7 separate regions of the Mus musculus genome follow, and regions 2, 3, 4, 5, 6 and 7 are each linked to region 1. A link is a loop called in an ENCODE intact Hi-C map of the cell type or tissue named here. Cell type or tissue: left cerebral cortex. All regions are shown on one strand. Region 1 holds the start of Prmt8 (protein arginine N-methyltransferase 8). Region 2 holds the start of Gm46976 (a long non-coding RNA gene). Region 3 overlaps Tspan11 (tetraspanin 11). Region 4 has its middle 2.4 kb from the start of Gm38901. Region 5 overlaps Cracr2a (calcium release activated channel regulator 2A). Region 6 overlaps Tspan11 (tetraspanin 11). Region 7 has its middle 9.4 kb from the start of Gm52879.

What was found. Hi-C counts contacts between places; a loop is a spot of excess contacts. Peaks named below come from ENCODE experiments on the same cell type or tissue, not always from the same donor. Only the 100,000 strongest peaks of a DNase experiment are listed, where the experiment ranks them.
Region 2: it touches region 1 in a loop (8-fold over the local background); 3 of 42 quality-filtered maps call a loop at or near these places.
Region 3: a loop joins it to region 1, with 3 times the contacts of the local background. A loop is called at or near these places in 7 of 42 quality-filtered maps.
Region 4: it touches region 1 in a loop (2.0-fold over the local background); 2 of 42 quality-filtered maps call a loop at or near these places.
Region 5: a loop joins it to region 1, with 4 times the contacts of the local background. A loop is called at or near these places in 5 of 42 quality-filtered maps.
Region 6: it touches region 1 in a loop (11-fold over the local background); 4 of 42 quality-filtered maps call a loop at or near these places.
Region 7: it touches region 1 in a loop (4-fold over the local background); 3 of 42 quality-filtered maps call a loop at or near these places.

What each region holds. Positions count from the first base shown.
Region 1 is chr6:127,766,634-127,770,633 of GRCm38, reverse strand. It overlaps Prmt8 (protein arginine N-methyltransferase 8), which reads left to right and starts at 1,475. Exons shown (of 10, transcript NM_201371.2): 1 at 1,475-1,961. The coding sequence starts at 1,887. In left cerebral cortex, CTCF peaks have their summits at 2,493 and 3,334; DNase peaks (open chromatin) are centred at 2,704, 3,127, 3,528, 3,931 and 5 more places; H3K4me3 peaks cover 4,000 bases; H3K27ac peaks cover 3,959 bases.
Region 2 is chr6:127,849,337-127,853,336 of GRCm38, reverse strand. It overlaps Gm46976 (a long non-coding RNA gene), which reads right to left and starts at 2,669. Exons shown (of 2, transcript XR_001785372.1): 1 at 2,418-2,669. In left cerebral cortex, no CTCF peak of the experiment used is centred here; a DNase peak (open chromatin) is centred at 1,593; H3K27ac peaks cover 1,037 bases.
Region 3 is chr6:127,919,280-127,923,279 of GRCm38, reverse strand. All of the region lies in intron 2 of Tspan11 (tetraspanin 11), which reads right to left. Among named protein-coding and RNA genes, the nearest start is that of Gm38903, 7.3 kb to the left of the region's middle. In left cerebral cortex, a CTCF peak has its summit at 2,385 (motif pointing right); DNase peaks (open chromatin) are centred at 1,009 and 2,398.
Region 4 is chr6:127,877,730-127,881,729 of GRCm38, reverse strand. No RefSeq gene overlaps it. Among named protein-coding and RNA genes, the nearest start is that of Gm38901, 2.4 kb to the right of the region's middle. In left cerebral cortex, a CTCF peak has its summit at 2,054 (motif pointing right); no DNase peak of the experiment used is centred here.
Region 5 is chr6:127,623,805-127,627,804 of GRCm38, reverse strand. Cracr2a (calcium release activated channel regulator 2A) reads right to left here. Exons shown (of 19, transcript NM_001368877.1): 7 at 1,880-1,970. Among named protein-coding and RNA genes, the nearest start is that of Cracr2a, 64 kb to the right of the region's middle. In left cerebral cortex, CTCF peaks have their summits at 2,224 and 2,425 (motif pointing right); DNase peaks (open chromatin) are centred at 165 and 2,444.
Region 6 is chr6:127,900,675-127,904,674 of GRCm38, reverse strand. The region is part of intron 1 of Tspan11 (tetraspanin 11); the gene reads right to left. Among named protein-coding and RNA genes, the nearest start is that of Tspan11, 15 kb to the right of the region's middle. In left cerebral cortex, a CTCF peak has its summit at 1,663; DNase peaks (open chromatin) are centred at 1,922, 3,265 and 3,512; H3K27ac peaks cover 396 bases.
Region 7 is chr6:128,090,132-128,094,131 of GRCm38, reverse strand. It overlaps a transcript of Tspan9 not described here. Among named protein-coding and RNA genes, the nearest start is that of Gm52879, 9.4 kb to the left of the region's middle. In left cerebral cortex, CTCF peaks have their summits at 2,221 and 2,426 (motif pointing right); a DNase peak (open chromatin) is centred at 2,483; H3K27ac peaks cover 768 bases.

The sequences.
Region 1 (4,000 bases):
CCCCTCCTCCATACTGTGTGTGGCAGGATGGCAGGATGGCAGGATGGGAGTGAAGAAGGATCAGGCATTGCCAAAGACTGCTCATTCATGCCCAACTCGAATTCAGGTCTGTGGTTTGAGAAGGTTGAGGGGAATTTACTCTTGTTTTGGGATTATCAGTGCGGTTAACCCAAGCTTCTTGCTATATTTTCTTTAATCCTTCTCATCTCCCTCCTCTTCCCGTTTTTTACTCCTCACCTCTGCTCACGGCCATGTCTCTTCTCTTTGCCTGAGGATCTTGGTCTGATAGAAGTATCTATCACCGTGAGCCGAGCTGGGTTTTGGCCCTTTTCCTCAATGAACCTGGGTTAGTTGAGGACAGTCACTCTTACACTTCTTGGCTATCAAAGGCTATGATCAGACTAAACAGGGCGATTGGTTTAAATAACTCAACTAAGGACTGAGATGAAGCGGGAAGAAAGCTCCTGGCACATCTGTGCGGTCCCTGACCTTGACCTGTGGGCCAGAAAGCCTGAAGGTTCAGCTTTCCCGGAGATAGCCAGCTACAGAGTCCTGAGTATGGCCTCCCTCCCCCATTGTTCTATCCCTCAATGCCTGACAGATGGCCCGAAAGAGAGAAAAAAAGCTCTCAAAGTGAAGACAGGAATGCATTGTATAAAAATTCACACCCCCCGCTGCCGCCCAAACTCTCCCTTAAAAAAGGATCGAGAGAATCCTAATGGGTACGTGACATCCTCACGGCTCTCTCCCATAAAAGGGACGTCAGGAGAGGGTGAAGGTGGGGGAGGGGCTGTAGGGGAGGGGGAGAGATGTGTGTCCCCCCGGGAGTGGGGGCTGACAGGCTAGACAGGGGTAGGGGAGCTAGACCGCGGACCCTTTTATTGATTTGTTCCTGGTTGTTTTCCCAAGCCACCTCAGGCAGCCACCTTCACTTCAACCCGGTCCTCCTGAGAGGGGTTTGAAGGCCTTCTGGTCTTGGGTCCTGAGGGTGAAGAAAAGCTAGATAGAGAGGACCTAGAGTTGAAGGAGTTGAGGACTTCCCCCTCCCATCCAGACACCCACCCTGTTCATGCCCCAAACAGTAATCCGCGCAGGAAGGATCCAGGAATCGACCGGGTGGGGGGGCTGGGGAGGGGTGAGGGGCGTAGACATTTGGTAACCGTGGCTGAGTCTTGTCCGGTGCTTGCCCTCGTTAGAAGGACTTGCACTGGGCTGAGACCCTCCAGCAGCCTCGTGGACGCCTGCTTCCCGGAGCCTGGCGCGCGGCCCCGCAGCGTGCGCGCAGCCCTAGCCCCCGCGCCAGGTGTGCGCCGCGCCAGGAGCGCAGCGGAGCGCAGGCGGCCCCCAGACCCCGCGGTCCCGGGCACGGGGGCGGGCTGGGGGTCTCCGCCGTCAGCGCCCCGCCACCCGCTCGCTCCCGCGCACCTCCCACCCCGCCCCCACTCACCGGCTCAGCCCCCGGGAGCGCCGAGCAGGACGCGTGTTGCTTCGCCCAGCGATCGGCAGAAGTTGGGAGAGTTGCCGTCCGCCTCCCGCCTGCCGGACTTCGGAGCCGCTGCCTCTGCCGGCGAGCCCGCGGGGCCGCCTCCCTCCCTCCCGCCCAGCCCGCCGCGCAGGGGAGAGGGGCGCGGAGGGGGTCGTGAGCGCGACCAGAACTTGCAAGTGTGCGAAGGGATGCGAGGCAGATGAAGAGCGAGGAAACGTGAACAAAGTGGCGACCGCAGGAGGGACTCCACAGAGCTCGATTGTCGCGGAGGACGCTCCGGGAGAGGGGCTGGCTGGGATTTTTTCCCCCCTCCTCTTGCATTCTTAGGCTCTCTTTTAAAGCCACATCAGCCGTCTCTCGTTCTTTACTATCTCGAATCCCCAAACCCTTGTTGGCTCTTATGGGCATGAAACACTCCTCCCGCTGCCTGCTCCTCCGGAGGAAAATGGCGGAGAATGCAGTCGAAAGCACCGAGGTAAGGAGGCGACCGGGCCGGGGTTTTCAGCGACCCTGCCTCCCACTGGGACCCCTGTGTGCCGCCGCTGCTTGCTGCCACCACCAACGCCGTGGTGCCAAACTTTCCCCATCCCGCTTGTCCCTGCCGAGAGAGAGAGAGAGAGAGAGAGAGAGAGAGAGAGAGAGAGAGAGAGAGAGAGAAGTGTAGGAGTGTGTGTGGGGGGCGACGGTGCACGTCTCAGTTCCTTTCCCCCTTGAAAATCTAAATTTTCAGCCCCATCACCCTCTCCTGCCACCCTCTGCTCCCTTCCTGTTCCCCTAAGTCCCAAACCTTGGGCAGCCCGGCTCCCCTGCCCCTGTGCACAGGATTCCGATAGTGATCCCGGATCCCGGCTTTACGAAGAGCTGGAGTGGGTTATATTAGGGCCAGGTTTGCTCCCTGCAGTGCACCGATTATCTCCCACCGCTACCTGGGCTTTACCCTTCAAGCTCGAGGTGGTCCCCAAGCTATGGGTCCCTGCAACACCGCGGAGAGCTCCCGGCCTTAGGGGGCCGACCTGGTGGCAGTACTAAGCACCTGCACCTGACCTCCCCCGCAGTCCCCAGTCCACAGCTGGGCCGGAGGTCTGCAGTCCTAGGGTGCTTAAGGCGCCGAGGGAGAGCGGAACCCTGGGAGGGCGCACCGACCGCGGCCCCATTCAGCACCAGGGACAGCGCCCGCGCCTGCCGCAGCTTAGCCCGCACAAGCAGCGGGGGTTGTGCGCCCTGGGCTGCAGCGCGAAACCGGTCTGCGGCCACTTGTCCCGCAGCAGCTTTTAAGGAGGCCGCTCTAGCTCCGCAAATGATACTCTTGCCCTCCGTCTTCGGCAGTCCTTACGGCCGCCCCGTATCTGCCCTTTCTCTACTCCGGAGTTGGCCTTGAGCTGCAGAGAGCCCAGCGGGTCTTTGCGTCCCGAGCAAGTGTGTTCTTTCGCCTCGCTCTGACCCAGCTGTCATCACAATGGGATTTTTCCCTGGTTTTGGGCACCTGTAGTCATGGAGGGGATCGGCATGGGCAGCCCCCTTACCTTCACAGAGGAACTGTGCGCCGAGGTGGGGGTGGAGTGGGGCGTGTGTGTGATCATCCCTTATTCGGTGGCAGGAAAAAGACACAGAGCAAACTCCGGGGCTCTATTAATAGCCCAGTGTCTGGTGGGGCTGCCGTACATTTCACATACGGTAACCCATATGCAGCGTGGGGCTGAGATGGGGGTGTGGCGCGGAGACTGTCCAGGCCTTGCGGGAAAGCAAAAACAACGTGAAGACCTTTCCCGGCCTTCTTTCCTAGAGGTCACAACTCATTCCCCGCCTCACGGTATAGGCAGCAAAGCTTAAGAATACCCATTCCTTGGACACTAGAGGCAGCATGCTTCTGGCAACTGTCGATTTTGAAACAAACACGATCTGGGGCTGGAAGATGAGGGGCATACAGCAGTTAATGTCTTCTCCTTGAGTTAGGGCAAAGCCATTCTGCATGTCGTTCCTTGGACCATCCTCTTCCCCACCCCAACCTGGGAGCAGAGTCTTTGAAACCGAGTAATAGCACCAGACGCTCAGCATTCCCCTCCCCCTCCGCCCTCTGATCGCCCACCCGCGGAACAGGTTTCTAAAAATAGCTTGGAGTCTCAAGGCCGCGCACTGGTGAAGTGTTGGGCCAGCCAGCTTGTAGCAGTCCCTGCAACCCAGTAGCTATAGCTCTTCCCTGCTTTTTCCCTATCCCACCTCATCTTCACTTGTCTTAAAAAAAAATAGAAAATAAAAATAAAAAAAGTTTTCGTGGGTCCTCGTCCACAATCACCCGGACTGGCGTGTGGGGTCTAGTGCAGACCCGGGCCACGTTCCGCAGTGTGCAGTGGCGGCTGCGGCTCTCTCCACCTCGGTGAGGGTTAAAGGCGTCCGGAGCAGGCAGAGCGACGCGCGACAGGCTATTTTTACTCGCTTCCCCCGCTGCTCTGAGCTCCCCCTTCTCAGCAGTCGCACATGCCAGCTCTGCTCAAGGCATCAATGAAAACAGCAGTA
Region 2 (4,000 bases), 83 kb before region 1:
TGGAACATTGGCAACAGCTAGGAAACAGAGACCCAAGAAGGATTTACTCATGGCCAGAAGCAGTTTGTTGCAGAGCTGAGAGGATCCAGGTCCACTTGTATGGTATGATTAGCTGCAGGGGACTTGTACCTGTACCTTGCCTGCTTATTTAGCTTCGTCTGACCCAGTGATTAGGTGGCTGGCCAGCTGTGCCTTTTAGTGGAGGAATGAAGGGAGAGTGGGGGAGAGCTCCACACTGACCAGGAAAGAGGTTTCCCAGGATCGTCAATGTGGATCAGGAATGACTCCAAGGGACCTGTGGGGTGAAGGGCTTGTGATACTTTAGAAGACAGCAGCAGAGAGGAGGAGTTTAGGTCATTGGGGTTCCCTTGAATGGGGTGTGGGGTCCTAATGAGTTTGTTTTTTTCTTTTGTTCAATGAGGTCAGAGGAAAAGGAAAAGGGACCAAATGGGTCATGTCCTAGAACATAAAAAACTGTGAGCCCAAAGGAACCTTTCCTTTTTTATAAGTCTATAATCTCAGGCATTTTGTTGCAGCAACAGGAGACTGAAAGACAGAGTCTAAAGTCCCTTTCTGAACCTCATTCTCATAAACCCTTTATTTACTCACCTGCTTAGCTCTTGTGAATGTCACTGCAGACCAAGAGTGTTTCCTTTTTCTGACAACTACCACCCTATGTGTCATTGGTGACTAAGGTTGATGTGGTGGGTTTTTTTAAAAAGAATTATTTATTTTATGTATATGAGTACACTGTAGCTGTCTTCAGACACACCAGAAAATGGCATCGGACCCCATTACAGATGGTTATAAGCCACTGTATGGTTGCTGGGAATTGAACTCAGGACCTTTGGAAGAGCAGTCAGTGCTCTTAACCACTGAGCCATCTCTCCAGCTTCAGTGCTTAAGGCTTTTGTTTACTCTTTAAGGTATCTGTTTACTATTTGTTTCCCCCACTGTTCTCTCTCTGCTACCACTGCTGTCTACTACCTCAGTTCCTCATCAGCCTTTTCTGCCCTTGCCCATCCCTCTCTATGTGTCTGGCCAACTTACAAATAGAATTCTGTGGAGGAAATCTGGTGTCTCCCAGGATTGACCAGAGTCAAAGTCTGTGATAGACCCAAGAGTCTTGGCCAAAACATTCATGGTTTTTCTTGTGCCTGGATCGGGACAAGATCTGTAGGTGAGGCTACTCCAGTGAGGTATAGGCCCAAAGCCCTTGGGTTCAGCCCACAGCATCTATTGTACATGCATATAAACAAAAAGCTGAAATGATAGCAGTTCGAATGACCAAGCCGACAATCTTATCAAAGCCAGGTGAGGTGGTCCATACATCCAGTTCAGTTCTGGGCCCCAGCACTTGGGAGGTGAGGTAGGAAGATATCTGTTGAGTTGAAGGCCAGCCTGGGCCACAGAGTGAGAGCCTGTCCCCCAAACCCAGAACAAAGACAAAACAGAATGAGCCCATATGACATCCGTTATTCTAGTGTGGGCTGAAGTATTGTGGAGGCTCTGTGAGAAGGACAGGAAGATACAAGGCATCCTTCTTATCTTCCCAGTAGAGAGCCCACCCACTCTTCCTCCTCCATGTCTTAAATTTAGCGTAAGAACACCCTTGGCTAAACCAAAATGGGCAAAGGCACATGTCCATTTGACTAGACTCCTGCTATAGACGTCAGCATTCATTTCCTGCAGTGGGGCGCTCAGCTTTCAAGGACCTTTGTCTTTGCAGCTTCCTCTGTTACCTTTATCTTGTGGTCCAAAAAGACAGAACAACACTCCACTGGTTGCCCATGCTCCAGGCTTTGCCATGGTGGAAACCTTCCCATATTGAAGCATGGATCCCTAAGGGCCGTCTCTCCATCCTGTCTACCCTATCCACCCTATCTGGGAGCTGAGTGAGCTCCTGTTATCCAGATGCTCAGCTCTTAGAACAACAGGCTGCTGTGGGGTTGGCTGTGATTGGTGGGGCCTTTCTCGTGGTCTGAGTACTTCTTCTGACACATCTGAGAATGTCTAGGTGCAAGAGTCACAGGTGCGTTCCCTGGAGACAAAATGTACCTTGGGGTCCCCACCCTGGCATCCATTTTCTCTTCATTATTCTGGCTAGAGAGGAAACTCTTCAAAGGTACAGTATTTAATTCAAGCATTGAAAAAAAACAACAAAAACAAACAGATAAAAACCTATAGAGATAGGAGATGGCTCAAAGCGTAGGGGCACTTGTATGCAATCATGGTACCTCAAGTCCAGACTCAGTGTTCCCAGGGGCCAAGGCCAAGGCTACCTTCATGGCAGAACATTTGGAAGGTTTGTTTCTATGTGGAAAATATCACTGAGCTGTAGCCCGGGGAAGTGGCTGCCCTCTCTTGAGGAGTGGTAGGGTTGGAGAGTTAGAGGTAGTTTGAGCTGGGGTGCTGACCTTGGTACATGCACACCTGGAGTTGGGGTGTGGCAGTGCTCTCTTCAGCTGTGCAGGCCTCAGTTCCCTCATCTGGAAATGCTGAAGAACAGACATTCCCCAAGCTCATCTCTAATGCTAGCATCTACGTCTCCCATGCTTCTGAAATGCCAGACTGCAGTTCTGTGGTTTCTCAGGTGCTTTCTCCATCATCAGTCATTACAATAGGCTGTGCCTGAGGTCCCCTCAGGACAGATGCCTCAGTGCCTTTGGGTTTATTGGGTAATAAAGGAGAGCAGGAGCAGCAGCTACCTGGACATCACTGGCTACCTGCTGCTGTCTCCCACCCAACTGGTGAGGGAGGGTTAGATGCCTACGAGTCCCCAGTCTCAGACCATCAGAGAGTAAGGCAGTACCAGAGGGCCGTTTGATTGATTGACAGTAAGAAAAGGAACAAAATAAGAAAAACAAGAACAGAAACACATCTCTAGAAACCATTTCCGAAATATCCTGTTTCAATGATGTAAGTTTATTTGGTTATATGCATAGTACCATCGGATCTAAAAGTGCTGTCGAAGGTCATTGATTTTCTTCCAAGCAGAAACGTAAACAGAAAAAAAGCCTGTTGTTAGTGCTAAACAGCCCAGGGCAGCCATTTTTTGCCTCACAGAAGGTAGTTCAGCTTTAAAAATCGATCCATTCAAACCACACTTAGAAACCTTCATCCTTGTCACCTTGGGAAAAAAGTAGAAGAAAAAAAATCATTATTTATATCGCCTATTTAATGCCCACCGGTGAATCAGACCACAGGCTTGCTGGCAGGAGCAAACCTAGTGATGCTTGCTGCTTCCAACTCTGCCCTTCCTCCCCCAGCCTGACAAATACTGGTACCCGAAGGGCTCTGTCCCAGCAGGGGTGATGAACAGAGTCTGTCTCCTCCCACTTCTGTGGACTTTTCCTTGTGCCTAGATGAGAAAATTCCTCCTTGTAGAGAGAAGAAATCTGACCCCTATCTAAGTCATGGAAGACAGCTCTCTGAAATGACACCCTGAAACATCTCAGGCCCCTGAGGTTACCATAACCTTACCTGTTCTCATGGGCATATCCAGCTAGACACAGAGCTGGGCAGCACGGCCTCTGAGCCGTTCCCAGAACTATGTCTGAATCCCTGTGAGTGTGTTAGCTGAAACCTCTGGACTCTTATCAAGATCCTGGCATTAGTGTTGCCTCTGACCGTTCTAGCAACTCCCCAACTCTTCAACCTGTGTGGCCCCTTGTGCAATCACGAGAGGTAACATTTTGGAAGAGCATGGTTCTAGGGATGCTACACAGGAACCTGTGCAGGCACAATATGGGGGTGTGGCCATTTAGCTGTGTGTCCTCCGCAGAGATACCTTTTCTGTTTCTTAATCCCAGATCTACAAAATGCAGAAAACGCTGGTTGCAACCTATTCTAGGGAGTTCTAGCTTTAACTCAGTAGTAGGACACTTATCTCAAGTACTTCTTTAGAGGTTCTGGCAGGAGAACTCAGATCTTCACGTGCCCTAGACCAAAGAGTTGTCCCCTCCTATTAGGAAAGGTTGTCTTCTTCAGTTGAGTTCGG
Region 3 (4,000 bases), 150 kb before region 1:
TTCTTACTGACCAGGGATGAAGACCCTTTGCCTTCCCCATGCCGTTCTGGGCTCTCTTTCTCAGCATGTTCCCAGGACTCTCCCAAAATTTCCCAGAGGGCCTTTCATGCTGGCCCATGTGCACATTTGGGCAGCAGTTGAAGAAACAGGCCCACTGAGAAAAAGTGCCCTGCCTGAGGTCTTGCTCTAGGAGGGACAGACACAGAAGTGATGTGGAGCTAGGGCGTGTCCACAGTGCCTGCTCCTTGGAAAGGCTCTATGTTCCTCACACTCCTGTAGAGGATGGGGAGGGACTTACCCGTCATATTCCAGTTTGGTCTTGAGAAGGGTCTGGGATGGGACCCTGGCTCACTCACTGCCGAGGAAGAGGGCCATGGAGCACAGCTAGGAGTTCAGCCTCCAGGGATCATGAGGCCAAAGAATCACTTTGGTAGGGTGATGCTTTGAAGAATACATTTATGCACCATGCGGGTACTACAGGTGCCACACATGGAGTAGGAGAGCTATTTGCTCAGGACTTGGGGACTTCTGAGAAGCTCTGCCATCTGATCCTGGGAAGGTCAACTTCCTCTTGCCCCTGGTTTTCAGATCCCTATTGAAGAATGGGCCCTTTCCTCCAGATGAATAATGGAGGGTTCCTTAGAGGTCTTAGTGTGGTCACGGCTACAGGGCTCTGCTCCTCCCCCACTCCACTTCTGCCCACACCTGGGGAGCTCATTCCTATAAAAGGTTCCCCATCTGGACCACAGTGACTCCATGGTCATTTTCCCATTCTCCGTTCGGCACAGTGACAGACCTCAGGAGAGCAGAGCTTGGGGGTTCTTAGGAATTAGTCCACCCCAGGCACTTACATCATGTGACTCACACGTACTCTGCCAGTTTCTTGCCTATTACAATCACCCGGGGAGGACGGGGCAGGGCATATTATCCTGAGTGGCAGATGAAGAAGGAAACGGGCTTGTAGGGAATAGCAGTATGCCTGGGATGACACCGTTAGTTTCAGAACTGAGATTCATGGCCAGGTCTTTTGAGGACAGAGGCAGGACTGTGCTTGGATCCGACAAAGTGGGTGTGCCTGATCCTCCACGTCTGCTGTTCAAATGGACGATTCCTTTCAAGCACTCTTTTATCTCCATTGGCAGCTCCAAGGGAAGTCAGCGTAAGGGCACCACACAGGACCACGGCTGTGCTGCTAAATGGAACTGGAGAGGCTAACCTTCTCACTACCACTTGAGGCACAGTCCCCCCTTCCACTGTAACCTCTCTAACCTCAGGGTGTACTTTTTGATGAATAGCATCTTATGCTATACATGCCAGCACCTTCTCTTAGCGGTACTAATGACAGCAATGATGTAGCCTACAAATCACGCTTCGAGTCAGGAATCCCAGGACACAGTTCAGAGACCCCATGGGTAAGGGGTATCTGTGCCCCTCACAATTCCTGTGAACGTTCTGAGTCTGGGTGGGTAGAGCTACAACACATGCGAATGACTAGTGGCTATCCTTGTTGGTCAGCTTCCATGACCACTGGGAACTGGGAGTAAAACATCTCCCCATTATTCCCTTATATAACTGTATTGCCTGGAAAGGCTTGAGTGAGGGTCTCAACTCTGAACAATTCCTGTGGGAGATGGAGACAGTCCTTTCATGTCTTTGACTCCTCAGTTCTTCATCTTTTAAGTTGAGAGAGCCCCACTAGATTGGTGGCTCTAATCTAATCTAATCTCCTAAAGACCTCTTCAGCTACTTTCTTGCAAGGACTTATCTGGATGTGTGCTTTGTACATGGTGTACCGACAAACTTCAGTCCAAGATACACAGTACATTAACTAAGAAATAATCTCTCTCTCTTCCTCTCTCTCTCACTCTCCTTCAAAACAAATTAACTAAAAGCACAGGATACTGCCAAGCAGAAATTCTGAACATCATAAGATAGTTAATGGGTACAATCTGTATCAAAAGGGGCATACATTTTTTTTTAACTAGGTAGGCTAATGCTGAGCCCCACCCATCCCCAAACCAATAACATGAGCACCCACATCTAGGACTCTCAGAGGAATAAGCTCAGACTGGCTTGTGGACAGGTAATCTGCTGGGGTACATGGAGCAACTCGGAATCGAATAAAAAAGAATCATTTAACACATAAAATAATGCATTTGGGATCAAGGGCTGAAGTCTGCCTGCATGCATGTGTCCAGATAAGTCTCCAAGTTTTCTCCACGTCCTCAGAGTCGTGGCAGCATAATAACGAGAGGAGCTATGAAAAAACCAGAAGCCCGCACTAATCAGCACCCCTGGGAGTAAGACACAGGCAGGGGCTTTTTAGAAAGTTCCCAGGTGCCCCTTTGAGAATCACAGCACAGGTCCAAGCGTCCTACCCTCTCTTCCCAGTAGATGGCGCTGTGAAGTCCCATAGAACACAACTGGCTTAGTGCCGCTTCTCAAAGCCCTGCCTCCTTCCTTAAGGGCAGCTGCCAGGGTGACTAAGGTTCAGAGCTTGAGCAGTGCTTTACCCCGTACTTGTAGATCTTACAAAATATCAGATCTGGTAGGGAAGCTGTCTCCAGCCACAACACAGGATCTGGGAGCGTCTGGAGGGCCATCCTGCCTAATCAAGGTCTAGAAGACAAGCTTAGGCTGGGTCTGATAATCCATAGAAAGCAAGAGAATGGCATGAATCAATTGTTCTGGGACCCCAGGGTCCCTCTTCCCAGAGAGTTCCAACTAGAGGAGAAGGTAGCTAAAAGGTACTGTAACTAGCCATGAGGAGCAGGAGGGTCTTAACTCCTTCAGGGACTTTGGTTTGTTGTATTGGACTTGGTCACCTCCACCTCTAAACAATAAGTAAAAATGTTCATTATTGGGATGGGTCACCAGGTGTCACAGGAGGTAGAAGCCAGAAAGACTGGGCCAAGTCTTTTGGGTTGTATGATTAACTGGGTGTGGGGTGGGACAAATTTTTTAAGTCCCAGTGTCTTTATCTGCAGATTAAGCCACTGGGCAGGGACTGTGGAGTAGAGCACTGAGCCCAGATCTGGTTTCCCCAGTCATTTGCATCAGCTTGGTTCTGTAGCATCAGCTCTTCATAGGACAGAGATGGCTTTCTGTTAAATAGTAGCTGAATTTTTCAGCTATGACCTGTTGCTAGTGCACCAGAAAACACTATGTGTGTGCATGTGCCTGTGTGTGTGTGTGGTGTGTGTGTGTGTGGGTGTGTGTGTGTGCAATCCAGGACACCTAACCTATCGTGAGCAGCCATCCTTGCCTAAGGCCTGAGGGGACTCAGGTGCAGACCTGGAGGGAAGCAGGCAGAGGGTGTGAGAGCAATTATGGAATTTTTTCTTTTTTTTTTTTTGCTCAGGATTTCACAGGTAGGGTTTCTCTGCTGGAGACACAGGGAGCTATGGGATCTCTAAGAAGGCAGGGTTCTCTGCTCCCTGTAATGGACTGCCTGCAGCTTTGAAAGGCAGGAAACACACAGGGTGGAGGGCCATGTGTCGGGAGTGGTGGGGCAGAACAGGGTTGCTTGCTATGTGCTCTGTGGCATTCTGGAAAGGTTTGGGGTTAGGTGGAAAGGCTGACTCACTCAGGACCACGCTCCTCATTCATGAGTTGTCCTTGGGCAGCTTCCTCAATGCCACCACCACCCGTGTACCCATCAGCCTTTGCAAGAGCACCGATGTCTCTCTGTGATGTCTGCATGGTGATTCCTCCTGCTGTTAGACTCACGTCACTATCCTCACTGTAAGGTCCACCCTGGCTCCGGTCCCATATCATCCTTGAGCTCCTTCTACCCAGAGGTGGGCTGGTCCCCTTACTGAACTGCACACCACCCCCATACAGAGCCCAGACTCTCCTGCAATTGCACCCCCCCCCTTTAAATATTTCCCTCACTTGGGTAGGTTTCCCTCTCTCATACCCTGGCTCTGACAGCCTCTTAGGAAGTGTTCACTCTTTATTTTCTATTCTATTCTATTATTCTTAATCTTTCTGTGTGTGG
Region 4 (4,000 bases), 110 kb before region 1:
TAAAAGGTTGAATCAAAGATTAGTGCTGTGTTATCTGAGAAAACATCCTTTGAATAGTAAATCACATTAAAAGTCTCACATGGTTGGCAGCTTATCAAATTTTTTTTCAGATAAGTTCCTAAAAATGGAAAGAGAGAAATGGTTTGTTTCTTAGACACTCAAGTGTGTGTGTATGTGTGTGTGTTGTATGAGAGGATATATATATATATACCAAAGAATTCGTTATCCACTGATGGTCACTCATTACTAGAATTAAAGCTATCTGTTGAAAAATATTAAATATGACTAAAAGAATTATAACTAAGTTACATAAATACCAAAATTGTTAAAAGAAAAAAAATCCACAGTGCCTAAAAATCTCACTTTTAATCCATTTGAGAGTCAGGCACGGAAGAAAGAGAAGAGAACAGAAAAACACCACAGACAGGAAGTTCAAATGTGTAAAGCCATAAGTCCCAATATACCAGTACCCAGGATTAAAATGATTCCAATGCTGACTAGGTAACACATCAGCTTTTCTCCCCTTGCTATAACAATATGCCCGAGAGGGTGACATGTCCAGAGGCACAGACAGGGAGCAATCACAAGGCACGTCACAGCCATAGAGTCTGTCATTCATTAGGCAAACTCCACAGTAGCTCCAACGGCAACACAGCAACGATGGCTGTGCAAGTGACCTAACACAACCAAAGGTTTCAGGGACACACTGTCCAGCTGAGCAGCCCCTAGTCACATAGCCTGGCCAGTAGCTGGCCACCACGTTGCTGATCACATTGGAATGAGTGCTGGCTGATTTGCACCCTAGGGGTAAAATACACAGCAAATGTCTGCAAATTGGAACAAGTTTTACATTTTTCATTAATATTTTAAAACATTGATCACTCAATGAAAAGGTCTTAATTTAGGTATGAGTTGAGCAAGACATTTTCAAATTAATCTTGCCCTGCCATTTTCTCTTTCTTTCTTTCTTTCTTTCTTTCTTTCTTTCTTTCTTTCTTTCTTTCTTTCTTTCTTTCTTTCTTTCTTTCTTTCTTTCTCTTCTTCTTCTTCTTCTTCTTCTTCTTCTTCTTCTTCTTCTTCTTCTTCTTCTTCTTCTTCTTCTTCTCCTCCTCCTCCTCCTCCTCCTCCTCCTCCTCCTCCTCCTCCTCCTCCTCCTCCTTCTTCTTCGAGTGTGAATGGTTACTAGAGATCAAAAACAAGACTGTTCACATTGTTCTTTGGCTGAGCAGCAAGGAAACGGGTTTAAACTGACATGAAGTGAGAAATGAGGAAATTGTATAGAAGAACATTTTTCACTTGGATTTTTACACATTTTTCCTCTGAGTAACATTTATAAATTGATCCATTACCTGACCATAGGACCATCTCAAACGTGTCTAAAAATAGCTCCTACATAGGCTGTGGTATTTAACCACAATGCTTTTTCTTGGGCTAAATGCACCTTCCTGGTGTGTGTTGAAGGACTGTTGCCCTCCACGGTGGCTTTGAGAACCGGCCTTTTCAGGGCAAAGTCTGTGGCCTGACCTTGAAGATCAGGCTCTGCTTCTCTTCAGGACTGAGTTATCCGAGGTTCTCCACTGTCTTGTGTTCCCAACTCACATGGTTTGATGCTGCTTTTGAAGGCCCCTCAGCAAAGCAAATGATAGCAGATTAGCCTGGGAAGAACCTGTCTGTGGATTTCTTCATTATTGTGAGAACTGGGCGGGGCAGCACCGGTGGGTGGGGCAGCATTGGTGGTCGGTCCACGTGTTCTGCCTTATCCAGTTGATGATACTGAGTTTCAAGGCTTTCCCTTCCAATTCAAACTTGGGGGTTGCCTGACACTATTCATTTCTTGTGAAGTTTATTCATGTTTGGCTGGAGGTTTTTTCCCTCATTAATCTAATATTACTTTCTAAGTATCCAACATTGGTATTTCTAGTCAGCAGCAGCAGCCTTCTATCATTTCCAGCTGTATCACTCATTTATTCTTTTTAAAAACGGTTCATTTTTATTTTTATGTATGTGCCTGTGTGAGTCTGTCACTTGAATGCAGTACCTACAGAGGCCAGAAGAGGGCAGTAGATCCCCTGGAGCTGAAGTTACAAGTGGCTATGAGCTGCCTGATAAGTGTGCTGGGAACTGAACCCATGTTTCCCCGGAAGAGCGGAAAGTGCTCTTAACCACTAAACGGTCTCTTCAGACCCTACACGTTTATTCCTTTTCCACAATATAATCTCTGTTCTGTGTCAAGATGCCGATTTGGATATTTATCTTAGAACCAGTCACCTTCCCTAATAACAGTTTCACAGTGCAGTAAGCCCTGCTGTATCATGAAGAACAATGCAGAATACGTGTGTGTTTCAGTGACACAGTACTCGGAAGAACTGCATGGCTGCAAGGGATTTTTTTTTTTTAATCATGGAGTCATCTCATGAGAAGGAACAGAATTTTTGGAATTTCACCTAAAAAGGGATTCACTGTCCTATTGCTGTGAAGAGATACCATGACCAAGGCAACTCTTCAAAAGAAAGCATTTAATTGGAGGCTTGCTTGCAGTTTCAAAGGCTTAGTCTATTATTATCGTGGTGGTACACATGGTGCTGGAGAGAAGTAGTAGTCTTGAGCCACATCCTAAGCCATAGGCAGCAGGGGTTGGGCTGTGGGTTTCAAAAGCCCACCCCCAGTGACACACCTCCTCCAACAAGGCCACACCTCCTAATCCTTCTAATCTTTTCAAACAGTTCCACTCCCTGGTGACTACACATTCAAATATCTGAGTCTATCAGGGTCATTCTTACTCAAACCATTACAGGTTGTTGTTGTTTTTGTTGTTATTGTTGTTTTTTTGTTTGTTTGTTTGTTTTTAATAACTTAATTGTCTCCCTTTTCCCTTAACTTTCCCCCTCCTCCTTTCTTAATCAAATGTTCCACTAAGGTCCCTGGTCTCAACTATAAGTGATGCTGGCTTTGTGGGCATGCGGCCACAGAGTCACTTAACAATGCTCCAGGCTCAGATGCACCCAGACCTCCACTGACTGTTTTGAAATTTCTGACAATTTTGAGCAAAAGTCTCCATTTTTGCCCTTTTAACCCACATTGTAACTACCAGGAAACTGGTCCTGAATAAAGGCCGTGTCCTGTCCTGATACAGCTTCATACCCCTTAGCTGGCGCCATGCATTCTTTATCCCAGTGACAAGCCAAAGATGAGGGCTGCAGAGTGAGCTAACACAAGCCCTGACTGGCTGTGGTGGGGCTGTGGGCTGAGTTTGTGGGTGCTCAGCGGTAACATGTCCTCCTTGTCGAATCTGCTTGCTCTCAGGGCCATAGGTTCCTGTCCTACCGCAGGCTGCTCAGAACAGAAAACTCACCCTGTCTTCCCTGTTTGTCTAGCTGGCTCCTGTGTCTAGAAATACCCTTATGCTCTGTCAGCATGGTCAGTTCTCCTTGACCTTGACCTTGTGAGGCAGGGCTTAGGACATGTCTGTTTGTTTGCTTTCTGATTTCTAAAACAGTAAGTCTCCAATATGAGTGTGTGTGAGAGAGAAGGGGAGAGTGAGTGAGAGACACAGAGAGAGGGTGTGGGGGAGGGAGGAGCTGGAGCACACGCACGCCGTGGTGTGCACGTGGAGGTCAGGGAACAGTTTTGGTTATTGTCTCCCATCTTGAGGCTTTGGCTGTATGCTCAGGCCAGCTGCCCCATGGCCTCCTGGGAGTTGCTCTGTCTCAGCCTCCTGTCTCCTCACAGGAGCCCTGGTGTCACAAATGCTCACACCATGTGTCCAGCTTCGATGTGGGTCCCTGGGATTTGTGCTATGGTCCTCATGCTTGCCCGACAAGTGTGTTTACCCATAGTTCCACCCCACTGCTTCAGTAGGACTGGGTCTCATAGAGACTACAAGGCATCCACTATGCCATGTTATCCCTCGTTCTTCCGGCTGTCTTGTTTTTAATACGTGCTTGCGTGTCTTGTGTGCTTCATTTTCTTATGTCCCAATCAAGTCAGCTCACCCAGCTTC
Region 5 (4,000 bases), 140 kb after region 1:
ATTTGCCACATACACATCCAGTTTCCCTGAACACTGAGAGCGCCAGAATGGTTTAAGGCACTGAAGGACAATGGGGGTGGTCTGGAATAGTTGGCAAGCCTCCAGGGAGGGCTCCGGCCAGATATTTCTGGAAGGCATTCAGATTTCCCTGCAGCATGAATGGTGTCTGTGACGTTAAGTGGAGCAGCGATGCGGATAATCCAAAGCAGCCGAAAATTGAAATCTGGATCAAGGGGAAGAGCCTGAGACAATAGCCTGGGCTTAGCATCGAGAGGCAGCAGCCAAGACCAGCAACCTCCTGCTAAAAGCTCACAGAGTAGGGCAGACAGTAGAAGGGAGAACAGTTTCCCGAATCCTTTTTAAAAGTGGGATATACCAAAACACATCTTGCTCAGCTTGGGTTTGGTAAAGGAGAGGCTCCTCGCCAGTCCCCACCTCCTAAAACAACAACAAGGGCTGGAAAGACAAAGGCTCAGAGGTCTGGTTACTGGGGTTCACTATGAATGGGGGTGCACCAGAACAGGGATACATTGGGAACAGGGGCACAGTATAGGAACACACCCAGGGTATACTAGGAAAGGGTGCTCTGGGAATAGAAACATGCTGAGATCAGGGGTGTGTTGGGAACAGGGATGCACTAGGAACCAGGGTGCTCTAGAAGCAGGAGTATACCAGGGACATGGCTGCAACAGAGCAGAGGTACACTGGGAACAGGGATATACCAGCGACAGGCATACACTAGGTTCAGGGGTACACAAAGAATAGGGGCACACCAGGAACAGAGGATGCAAGCTTCACATCTTCTCTCATGGTGCTGAGGATGGTGGGCACTGGGTTCCCTTGGTGATTGTGTTTTCCAGTTTTTAAGAGGAAAGGGTAAGAAGCCTCATCTCTAATCACTGCCTCCTTTGGGGCTGCTATTTAGGGAATAAGATGGGCTGGTAGGTTTTGATGGAACTGCTAGGTAGGTACAGATGTCAGCTGAGTGATGTCAGCTGAGTGATGTCAGCTGAGTGACGGCCAATGTCTAGGTTGCTTTAGCTGCAGAGGTATGCTCTGTAACTCATCCATCACACATTTCCTTCCTTCCTTGCTTGCTTCTTTCCCTTTTTCTTCTTCCCATTTTCTTCTTCTTCTTCTTCTTCTTCTTCTTCTTCTTCTTCTTCTTCTTCTTCTTCTTCTTCTTCTTCTTCTTCTCCTTCTTCTTCTTCTTCTTCTTCTTCTTCTTCTTCTTCTTCTTCTTCTTCTTCTTCTTCTTCTTCTTCTTCTTTTCTCTCTCTCTCTCTCCCCCTCCCTCTCCTTTCTTCTCCTTCTCTCCAATCCATCCAACAAAATCCATACATTTATCTTTCTTCAGCTATCTATCCATCTATCCATCCATCCATCCATCCATCCATCCATTCCATCTATCCACCCATCCATCCAGTCATCTATCCATCCATTCCATCCATCAGTCCCATCCATCCATTTACCCTCTCTCCTTCCTGGCTCCCTCCCTCCTTTTCTCCCCTTTTTCCTCCATTCCCTCCTGTCAGTCCATCCATGCACACCTCCATGCATTCACATGCTCACTCACACATTGATTGAGCAAACACCCACGGGGCATCTCCTATAGCCCAGACATGCTCAGGTAACCGAGGCAGAATTAGTAAGCAAATAAACTTACATGCTAGGAGGAAGAAACAGACAATATGGAATAAAAGTAAATATGTATTCTACATACTTTGCTTGGAGGTGGTAAATGCCTGAACATTAAAGCAGAAAAAGAAAAGGTCACAAGAAGGAGCTAGGATCCTTCTTACTAGGGAAAGGTACTCAGAGTAGGCAGGTCTACCAGTTAGCCGTCCCCTAGCACGCGGCATAGGAGTGAAACACTCACTTTCAGGAGGAACTGCTCCCTCTCACTTTTGATCTGCTGCTCCATCTCCTCATAGAGATGCTGGATTTCTTCATCGTAAGCAGCAATTTTCCTGGAGGGACAAATGAAGAAGCTGACAGGGTTTCCCCAAGATCCACTTATCCCACAGCCATAGTTCCTGGAGCTGAGACCCTGGGGCCATGAACAGTTGAGGGACTGTGTAAGTCAGGCCAGCCAAGGCTCAGTCCTTCAAGGCTGACTAACCAGGCAAGGCTGCTGTTCACAGAGGCCAGCTACATAGACTGTGGTTGCTAAAAGGCATCGTGAGCCTGCTGTCTTCCAGATCAGTGCCAGACCACCAGGGCACTTCCCAATACAGATACACCCCACATTTCTTCCTTGACTCTGCTTTACTCTGAGCCCTGGTCTCCTGCACTTTCAATCCCTACGCTGATACCTCTGCAGGTAGACAGTCTGAAACTGCACCCGGTAGGGATCCTTCCTGCTCAGCACCTCAGTGAATCCCATTCCAGTTTGGGGGCCTTCTCTACTTTTCTACACCAAGCCTGACACTGTACCACCAGAGGGCGCTAGTGCAATTGTGAGCTTAAGTCCACACTGTTCCCAAAGATTTCCTGAGGATGAAGGTCTATGCAAAGGAAGGGGTCTCATGCCATCCCGGGCACAGGGCCAGAGATGCACAGCAGGAGGCTGGTGGTGCTGGTTAATGGCTGGGGATGACACTGAGGTGACCTATTCCTGCTCCATCTCTCAGCAACCTCTCCGCAGCATGAGAGCCCATAGGGCATGAAGTGAGTAGGGGGATAAGCACATGCCACTATACCTGGATGTTTCTCCTCCCTCCCTCCGTTCCTCTCCCTCTTCCTCTCTCCCTCTCCCTCTCTCTCTCCTTTTCCCTCTTCCTCTCCCTCTCTTTCTTATGTGGTTTCTGAGAATGGAACTACTCAGGTCCTGGTGTTTTTAAGGCAAGCTCTTCCCCAACAGAGCTACCTTCCAGGCCATGGTAGCAACATTTTCACAACTTTTCTCTGGCCATGCATGGAGAACCTCCCCTCTGGCCCTCACTTCCTATTCTTTCCCCTCTCTTGTAGAAAGAACTCCAGCTTGGCATTGTGGCTCTCAAGAACCATTTTGAAGGTGTAGTGCACACACACACACACACACAATGTCACTTGCAACACTAAACTCCAAGCTGGCAGGCCCACTGTGACCTTCACACTGTGACCTTCATGGATGGTCATGCTACTAACAGAGGAAGCAGCCTCATCTTCAGCTCTAAGAAGTACTGGGAAGATACCTGGACAAACGTAAAGGATAAGAATGTAACTACTCCCCTGAGCCCTCCACCCTTTCACCCTCGTCCCATGTTCACTTTGGACTCCCATCTAAGGCCAGGCTTCCATTATTGTTCCAGGCTTTTCCATGGCCCAGTCACTGTCCTATCTTCTTCTTCAGGGAGTGGGCTTCACCACATGTAAACACTAAGTAAGCAACACGGATAAACCATTTTGACTGGCATTTTTCCAGCTCTTGAGAAACCAAGCGCTGGACCCAGACAAAAACACTGGCTTGAGAGCCATGGTCCCAGACAGCATCTCAGACTCTGAATTCCAGCTCACTGCTCTCCCCAAAGCCAGAAACTTGAAGCAATGGCACAGTGGTTTCGGGTTGTGCTCAGCGAAGATGCCGGTCTTTCCAGATTTCACAATTCAGGGCTGTCTATGAATCTGCTCAGCATCCAGGGAATGGAAAGGTTCCTCTGGACAAAGAGTAAGACATCTCTTCTTGTAAATGACAGGTATGTGAGCTTGTTCCTCTCAGCTAACCCATCGGGACAGAAAGGAAGCCGTGGAGGCAAAGTGAGAAGGACACCCCAAGGTCAGGAGTAGACGTAGTTCAAAGGAAGTAAGGTGGGGTCTCTTCGGCCCTAAATTACCTTTACACTCTTGAAACAGCCCAGATGCTGGATAGAAAATGACATCAACTAAAATTTTGGGCAGCAAAATGCAACTACATAAATACCGGAGAACTAATAAAACAGGACGAGAGCAACTTAAAAACTGATTTGGCTCTGCTCTGATTCTAATTAGAGTCATTCGTATAAGCTGTTTACCATCTATG
Region 6 (4,000 bases), 130 kb before region 1:
GGGGACTCATTGGCATGTAGATGACTAACCTGTCCCAGGGTCCCAGCTCTTCAGGGTTGGAACAATACTCAGCCAGAGAGTGACCAATGACTCCGATTTCCTAGGACAGTGATGCTTCTTGGAAGACGGGATTTTTGAGGCCGGAACCAGGAAAGACTTGTCTTATCTTGCTTCAAGATGCTTCTGATGTCAGCATCTCATTTTGACTCAGAATCCTGGGAGCCATGTCTAGGGACAGTCAGATATCACCCAGGTGTGGTAGGAATCATGTAGTGTGGGTATAGCCTCTCATGGGACTCATATTTAAGACAGTTTCCACCAAAATGCTGAAACCTTTTCACAGATCTCTGGAGCAGCAGCTTCAAGTGCCTTTCCTAAGTGGTGGTGTTGACAGAGGAACAAAGCTGGATTCAGGGGCTGCTAAGTTCACAGGCATGCCACAGGCCTTCTTAGAAAAGCAAGAGCAGATGTCATGTTGATGTCATGTTCTGGGCCATTCCTGAGGACTGGATATGTAATGTCACCAGTTGAAAGACTTGGGGATGACTCTTTCTCTCTCATCTGCAAGCCTGCCCCTCCAACCCCCATTCCCAGGGAATGGGTCTCAAAGAGCTCAGAGGATGAGAAGCCATAGATGGAGCCCAGATGGGCCTGCTGTCCTGGTGGAGTCAGGAATGGTTCTGACAAGGCCAAGAAGCTGGGAGGGCTCTCAGTCATTTCAGAGCTGAGAGCTGCAGGGGTGTTTGGAAGGAGCCACATGATCCTTGGATGTGTGTGTGTGTGTGCTTAGATATGTGTGTGCATGTGTGTGTTTAGATATGTGTGTGCATGTGTGTGTGCACTTGTGTGTGTGTGCTTAGATATGTGTGTGCATGTGTGTGTGCTTGTGTGTGTGCACGTGTGTGTGTGCTTAGATATGTGTGTGCATGTGTGTGTGCTTGTGTGTGTGCACTTGTGTGTGTGTGCTTCTGTGTGTGTGCATGTATGTGCGTACTTGTGTGTGTGTGTATGTCTGTGCTTGTGTGTGTGTATGCATGTATATGTGCACTTGTATGTATGTGCTTGTGTGTGTGTGTGCTAGTGTGTGTAGGTAAAAGGACAACTTTAGGTATTGATGCTCTTTCTACCTTTTTTTTGAGACAAGGGCAGGGCTCTTATTTATTATCTCTGGCTCTCAAACTTCCAGCAGCTCTCTTGCCTCCGCCTCCCATTTCCAGTAGGATCGTGCTGAGATTACAGACCCGTATACTATTTTCTGTTTCTTTTTTAATGTGAGTTCTGGGGATCTGAACTCAGGCCTTCAGGCTTTCACAGCAGGGTCTTTTTCTCTATGGAGCCATTTTTCCAGTCTGCCTGTTTCACTGAGAACTGAAGCCAAGCCCTGGATACCAGGAGGAGCCACAGGTCATGTTGTGGTTTTGCGGTCCACAGAAGATCCCTACTCCTGGTTGGCAGTTATGACTGAGGACTAGAGAGGGAAGCTAAGCTGAGGGTCCCTGTGTGTCCCTAATTTGCTGCTCAGTCCCCTGGTGGGATGCTGAGGGTGAGCCTTAGCAGGACAGTGTGTCTTGACCGGTCTCCTGTAGCTCTAACTTTTGTTTTCCGATTCCTTCAGCTTGATGATCTCATGTGAGAGGTAAGATCATGGTGTCTGTCCTGGGTGTAGACTGCACTTGGGACCGTAGGAGGCAGCAGCCCTGAGTTAAGATGGCAGTCCGTGAACTACAAAGGAACTGCCGATGCTCATAGAACCTTCCAGATTGAGCGCTTCCTTGCTTCTGGCTGCCTGAGCTGGAGACTTGGAATCGTCTGGTTGTGAGCTCCACAGTGAGGCATGTAGGCATGAGCTTGCGTCTCTGGGGAGGCACTACTTTGTCAGAGTGTTGATGTTAGCTCCTGCATACACGTGGATGGATGTGGGCCACTGTTTGGATCAGACTAAGGGTTGATTGCTAACTATAGAGTCTCGTGGATGGTGCTGTAGGTGGACCTTGAATTAAGATCCTGGCAGTAAGAATACTTAGTCTCTAAGTCCTCTTTGATGCTTTCCTAAGTAAGGACAGGATGGGACTTTTTTGGCCTCATTTGCAGCACCAACGTGTGTTATATGTGGGAATCCACCCCCTGCCCTGTTTTTAGCTGTGTGCTCCCATCAGGTTCCACATGAATATGCACATGCAACACACACATACACACTGAGATAGACCTAGACAAACACACACACACACACATGTATACATATACATACACATATATACATACATGTGCACATATATATATATATATATACCTATATGTACACACTGTACACACACACATCACACACACTCACATACTTACAAAAGTACACATACATGTGTCTACATGAATGCACATACATACATACACATAAGCATTTACACAAGCATGCACATATATATATATATATATATATATATATACACACACACATGCACACACACTGACACACACATAAGCACACATATACACATACACACATGTGTGCACACATATGCACACATGCACACTCAGTGTACACACACAAGTACATACAGATTCATATATACACACATGTGAATATACATGTGCGCACATGCATGTGCACACAGTCTCCTCCGGTTCTGTTTGCTGTCACTTTCTGCTAAGTGGTTCTGACTTTTTTCCTTTAAAAAATTGTAGTCTGATCTTTGAAACAGGAACTTCCTGACACATATGACAAGTGTCAGTGAATAAACAAACACAAGAGCAGCACTAATCATTGGGTGTGAGCACCAGCTGTCACCTCCAGCACTGTGATCCTTGGCAAGCCGAATGGCCTCCAGGGACTCAGCATCCTGCTTTGTAAATTGGAGATGGTGCTGGGCCAGTTCTGTCTCCTTTCTGGGTAGTTTTGAGGATTGAATGGACTGGAGAACTTGCAAATACTTCATGTCCTGAAATGCTCAAGGGATGATTGAATCCGGATCTTGAAGGCCTTCCTCAGCGAAGGACAGTGGGATGTCGGGGAACCTTGCTATTAAGGTAGCAATCCCCATGACCAGATGGCTTTCAGTGCTGGATGCAAAATGGTACTCTATCAGTGCAAAAAGTCCCTCTTTATCAGTGGGACTTCCCTGTCTCTGCCTGCCTTTGAACACAGGTCGCTGGCCTTGTCTGAAATATCACCTTGTACAGAGCTCTCTGCAAGCTGCAGCACTCAGCACACATCCCGCTCTGGCTTCCTGCCCACATGATAATTAGGTGCTGTACTATATGCAGTCAGCCTTTCCTGCTTGCTTGATGCCATGACCAATTAGCCCTTTCCACCGGTACCCCTGAAAACACTCATATACACCCTATCCCTGACACAATAAAGTAGAATTGTCTCAGCTGCAGCAGTTTCCAGAGGTCATTCTGCCATACACACAGCCATCCCAACCCTGCTCTTTGCCTCTGCCCCCTTTCTCCCCTCATTATGGTGGCCAACAGCCTTCAGGGAGAAAGCAAGGACACAGTGGAAAGTGGGTGGTGTGTCAAATCTCGGTTGCTGTGACAAAAATGCCAGGGAAAAGTCAACTTAAAAGAGGAAAGGTTAATTTTAGCTCATGGTTTCAGGGGTTCCAATGCACACAGCTGCTAGGCACTGTCACTCTGGGCCTCTGGTGGAGGGGGGACACAGTTCTATTGACCTTATGGTGCCCAGGAAACACAGTGTGGGGACAGGGTCTCAATAGCCCCTTTAAGGACACATCCCAGTGACCTAACTTTCTTACATTAGACTCCACCTCTTGAAGGTATCAGCCCCTCCCAATAACACCACCTTGGGGGCTGAGACCTCTACTCAGAGGCCTTTGGGAACATTCTAGACCCCAGTTACAGCATCTGGGTTACCCCAAGTAACATACTGTCTGTGTCTGCTAGCTCCAGGTCCTCTCTTCCGGTGTCCACTTTGCTTACTAGTGTCTCTGACCAGAAAGATGGTTACTAGAGAGACCCTGCTCCCAGCTGACCATTATCATCC
Region 7 (4,000 bases), 320 kb before region 1:
TCTTGACCCAGTTCCGTGTCGCTTCCCAGTCCACGCACACCTCTCCAGACTAGCTCCCAGCCCCTGGGCGGGTCTCCAGCGAGCCTGGGCCGGCAGCCCAAGTTGGGTATCCCACTTTTGGCCACTGGGAATGCTTCTTTGACCCTTCTGGCCCCTTTGTTGGGTTCTTCTGACTGGGGGCTGGTCCTCTACTGCCCCCTCAGCCACTCTTCAGGGTCTTCTTCATCCCACTGGCTGTAGGCTCTTAGCCTTGTCCCGTTTGGCGGTTACTCCTTCCACACAGGTTCTCATGAGGACCCTGGATGCTGGCACAGGGCAGTGATAGATCCACTAGGTAATTACTAGCTCCAGCCTGAATGCCCCTGTCCCCCTGTAGGATTGTCCTGAGAGGCCCAGGCAGAGCCACATGTGCTTCCAGAGCCAGCAGCTGTTTCCTCTGAGTTTCCTAAACCACCTCACTATCCCCTCACCCCTTCCTGTCACTCTGTGTACATGGTGGGTCCCCCCGCCCCAGTCCACAGGTTTATGGTTTCAGGCCTATTTTTGACCATAGAATCAAAGCTGACCCCCTCCCCATGGAGGAATTCTTGGCAGGAGTACGCAGATGGAAGAGGTATTTTGGGGCTCTGAGGGTTTATTCCGAAGCCCCTTCACCATCTGCCGATGACAGAGACTCTACCCACCATGCTCTCTTCCTCTGAGGCCTGTCCCCACCCCCCTTCTTCAGACCTAGCTGCCTCAACAGGCCCCTTCCACCAGGGTAGGGTTGAGGCAGTGACACCCGGTACTCAATTTACTTAAAAAGCCACGTGGCTGTTACAGGAAAAATTCCCTGCTGTGAAAGATTTGCTAGCACCCGGGCCAGATTGGAGAGCCTCCATTCCCCGTGTAGTCTCCAATCATAGCGCCCTTCTGTGGGAGGTCACACGGGAAACTTGGTATGGATTGGGGATCTTCATCTCTCATCTCAGTGCCAAAAAGGCCACTTGAGAGTATGTGGTTGGGGGGTAGCTTCGTGAGAATAACTTGCTGGAGAGGAGGGGAGAGGAGAGGAGGCAGAACTGAAGGCTACCTGCTGAGTATCTATCATGATAGAAGAGTGCCACTGGCCAGCCACCCTGGTCAGTTCACTGGCTCTGCAGTATAGAACTGTCCTGGGTTGTAGTTTCCTCAGCTACCAATGGCATTAACTCTGCCATTGTGAGAGGTGATCCTTGGAGCTACTCCCAAAAGGTGTCACATGAGGTTGGCCACCCTGACCTTGTTGGAGGTCAAGCTCCAGGCAAGTGCTTTCCTTTTTGTGCGAGCCAGTATTGACCTTGAGTCTCCATCCCCCATGCTGTGGCTAACCCAGAGCTAAACAAGTCACAGTGTTAAAAATAGCCTCACCCTCACTTACATGTCCAGCGTGCTGCTTCTGCGGCGTGGATGGGTGATAGACCGACACTGTCTTCCCAGTTACCAAGTTACCAGTTACTGACATCTTAGTGTAGGTTAATCTTGTAGATATTTTGGCCTCAGAAGGACCCATGTAATGATCCTTTGTTGTACCAATGGGGGCATGTTAAGGTTTTCGGGAGGAAGGAACTTACCAGGCATTTGACAGACATCAGGGGTGAACCGAAGCATGCGCTCAGATCACACTATGTCTGTCTTGCCTCTTGGATGGGCAATACAGCCCAGGGTTCCGGAGGGCCCACTGTTTCTCTCAGGATAGCTGCTTTAGAGTTGACAGTCGCTCAGGTTTCAAGGCCCACAAGCAAACTGGAAGCTAGATGGCCTTCTATAAGACAAGAAGGAAGGAGGCCTTGGGACAGTAGCAGCTAGAGCTCTTTTGAGTCCTCAGTCTTCCAAGGTTGGAAGTAGGGTCTCTGAGGTGTAGGCCGAACTATGAGGCCAGCTGCCTAACAGGAGGGCGACCGCTAGTGAACACGAAGAAGTAGAGAAGATGGATGGGTGAGCCAGTGACTGGTGCCCAGGGCGGAAGGATGAGGGAGGTGGTGTGTGACATGGAAGAGACAGTGATGCTGGCACAGATGGGGGAAGGAGGGGCTGCATGAAGACAAGTGCGCAGCCTGGGGGCCCCTGGCTGTGGCAAGTGACAGGAAGAACAGCTGAAAGGAACCAGAGGAGGAGAGGAGGAAAGGCCACCCAGGACAGTAGGCATGGTCAGGACTGACATCATGCTTTGCTGCCTGCCGATTCAGGCCAATCGCCATTCCAGCCTTTCTGCCCTTTCTCCTAAGCCCTTGGATGGACATCTGGCAGGTCTTCTGTTTTGTGAGGGTGTTGCACTTTTTTTTTTATCTGGCACTCACGACTCCTGTGTGGGTTCTACTTGTGGTCACCTAGTCTCAGTCTGGACTTGTTGGGGAGGGGGATATAGCCCCTGAGACTTCTTGGTGGCCTTGTTGTGGTGCCTGCTCTTCCATGTGCTGGCCACTAGATGGCAGCAGGAAACCTGTTGGTTTTTTCCAGCAGGTTGTTTTACTCAGTCTAGCTTTCCTGGCCATGTGGCCCTCTGCCTCAGTCTCAAATCACATTTGTCACAGGTTCTTAGATGGTTCTGAGGCAAGGCTGAGTGAGATGAAGCCGCATCAGTCTACTTTTGAGAAGTGGCTGTCTCAGGACACTGTCACAGGCTTGGAGGTGGCCTTTCAGCACCCTACCTGTGGCCAAACACCCTTTGTAGGGTGTTCCTGCTGTAGACTACACTCTAGCTGTGCGTTGCAGGGCTGTGTGGGGCCCAGAAGCAGAGAACTGGGCTCTGAGGAAACTGAGACTGCCCACCTCCACCTCAGCTTGGCAGCCTGTGTGGTTGGTGCCAGACATGGAGGGAGGGGTCATGCCTAGGGCAGGACTAGCCTGGGAAGAGCAGTGCTGTAAGATCAAGGACAGAGCTTTCCTGCAGCAGGGACATACAGCACTAGCAAACTCCCTGGAAGCTCAGCTTGAGTCCAGAAGTGGGCGGAGTCTGCCGATTTCATGGCCCATCTACTCCCAGCAACCCCTGGGTGTAGTCCCCCATCCCACAGCTGGTCATAGCCACGTGTAGCCTTAGATCTCTGCAGGGTAGTCCCACAGGATGCCAAGCCACACCCCATTTCAGGTTCAGTCTTCAGTGCTCTGAGTGTTGTTTCTGGGTCTGCAGTTTTTGTCTGGCGTCAGGGCTCATATGTCTTTCCTACAGTTTTGTGTCAAGGACTGGGCTGTCCTCTTGAGACCCATGGCGTGAACTGGAGTCTCAGAGAGGTCAAGGGTATTTTCAACGTTTCCAAGATAAAACGCTGAACTGGCCATTGATCCGGAGGCTGGGACATTTTTTATTCTTCCTGTAATGATCAGCTTTGCACGTGGCGGGGTTAGTGGGTGAAAGAGAAATTCTCCCAGGATGCCAGAAATGGGGACACGATCTGTCACCACCCCCACCTACTACCTCTAAGTACCCTATTAGTCTGTACCCCAAACATAGCCAGGGATGGGACCCTAGTTGTTCTATGGAGATACCAGGTGGCCCCAGCTGCCAGAGCCTTCCGCTGGTTAGTGATGCTATGTAGGCATCTGGTAGGGGATGAGAGTGTTTGGTGGTGTGCCTTGCACTTCTAACTGGCCTATCGAGCTAGTGTTGCTGCCCAGACCCTACCCATGGTAGTTGCTCTCTCTGGGACCCCATTCTAGGTGGCCTCCCCGTGTGGAAGCACTGTCCACGATGGGGGCAATGGTGGCATGACTTCATGTCAGTGCCCTCTGCTGGGTATTTTTGAGGTTCCAGGCTGGGGTGGGGGTCCTAGGTCCTTGTGTAGGCGTGCCTACTTTATCAGCGGTCCTCCATCTGTGTGACAGGCTCAGTAAGGAGGTCCTTGTACAGTCCTTTTCCCTACCAGTATACACCTTCGAATCCCAGGTTATGTCCTGACCTCCTGATGTCCTGGCTCCCAGCCCCTTCTTTTTGCTTCTCGGCTCTGCCTGCAGCCGGCTTTGTCACAGACACCTTCCACTG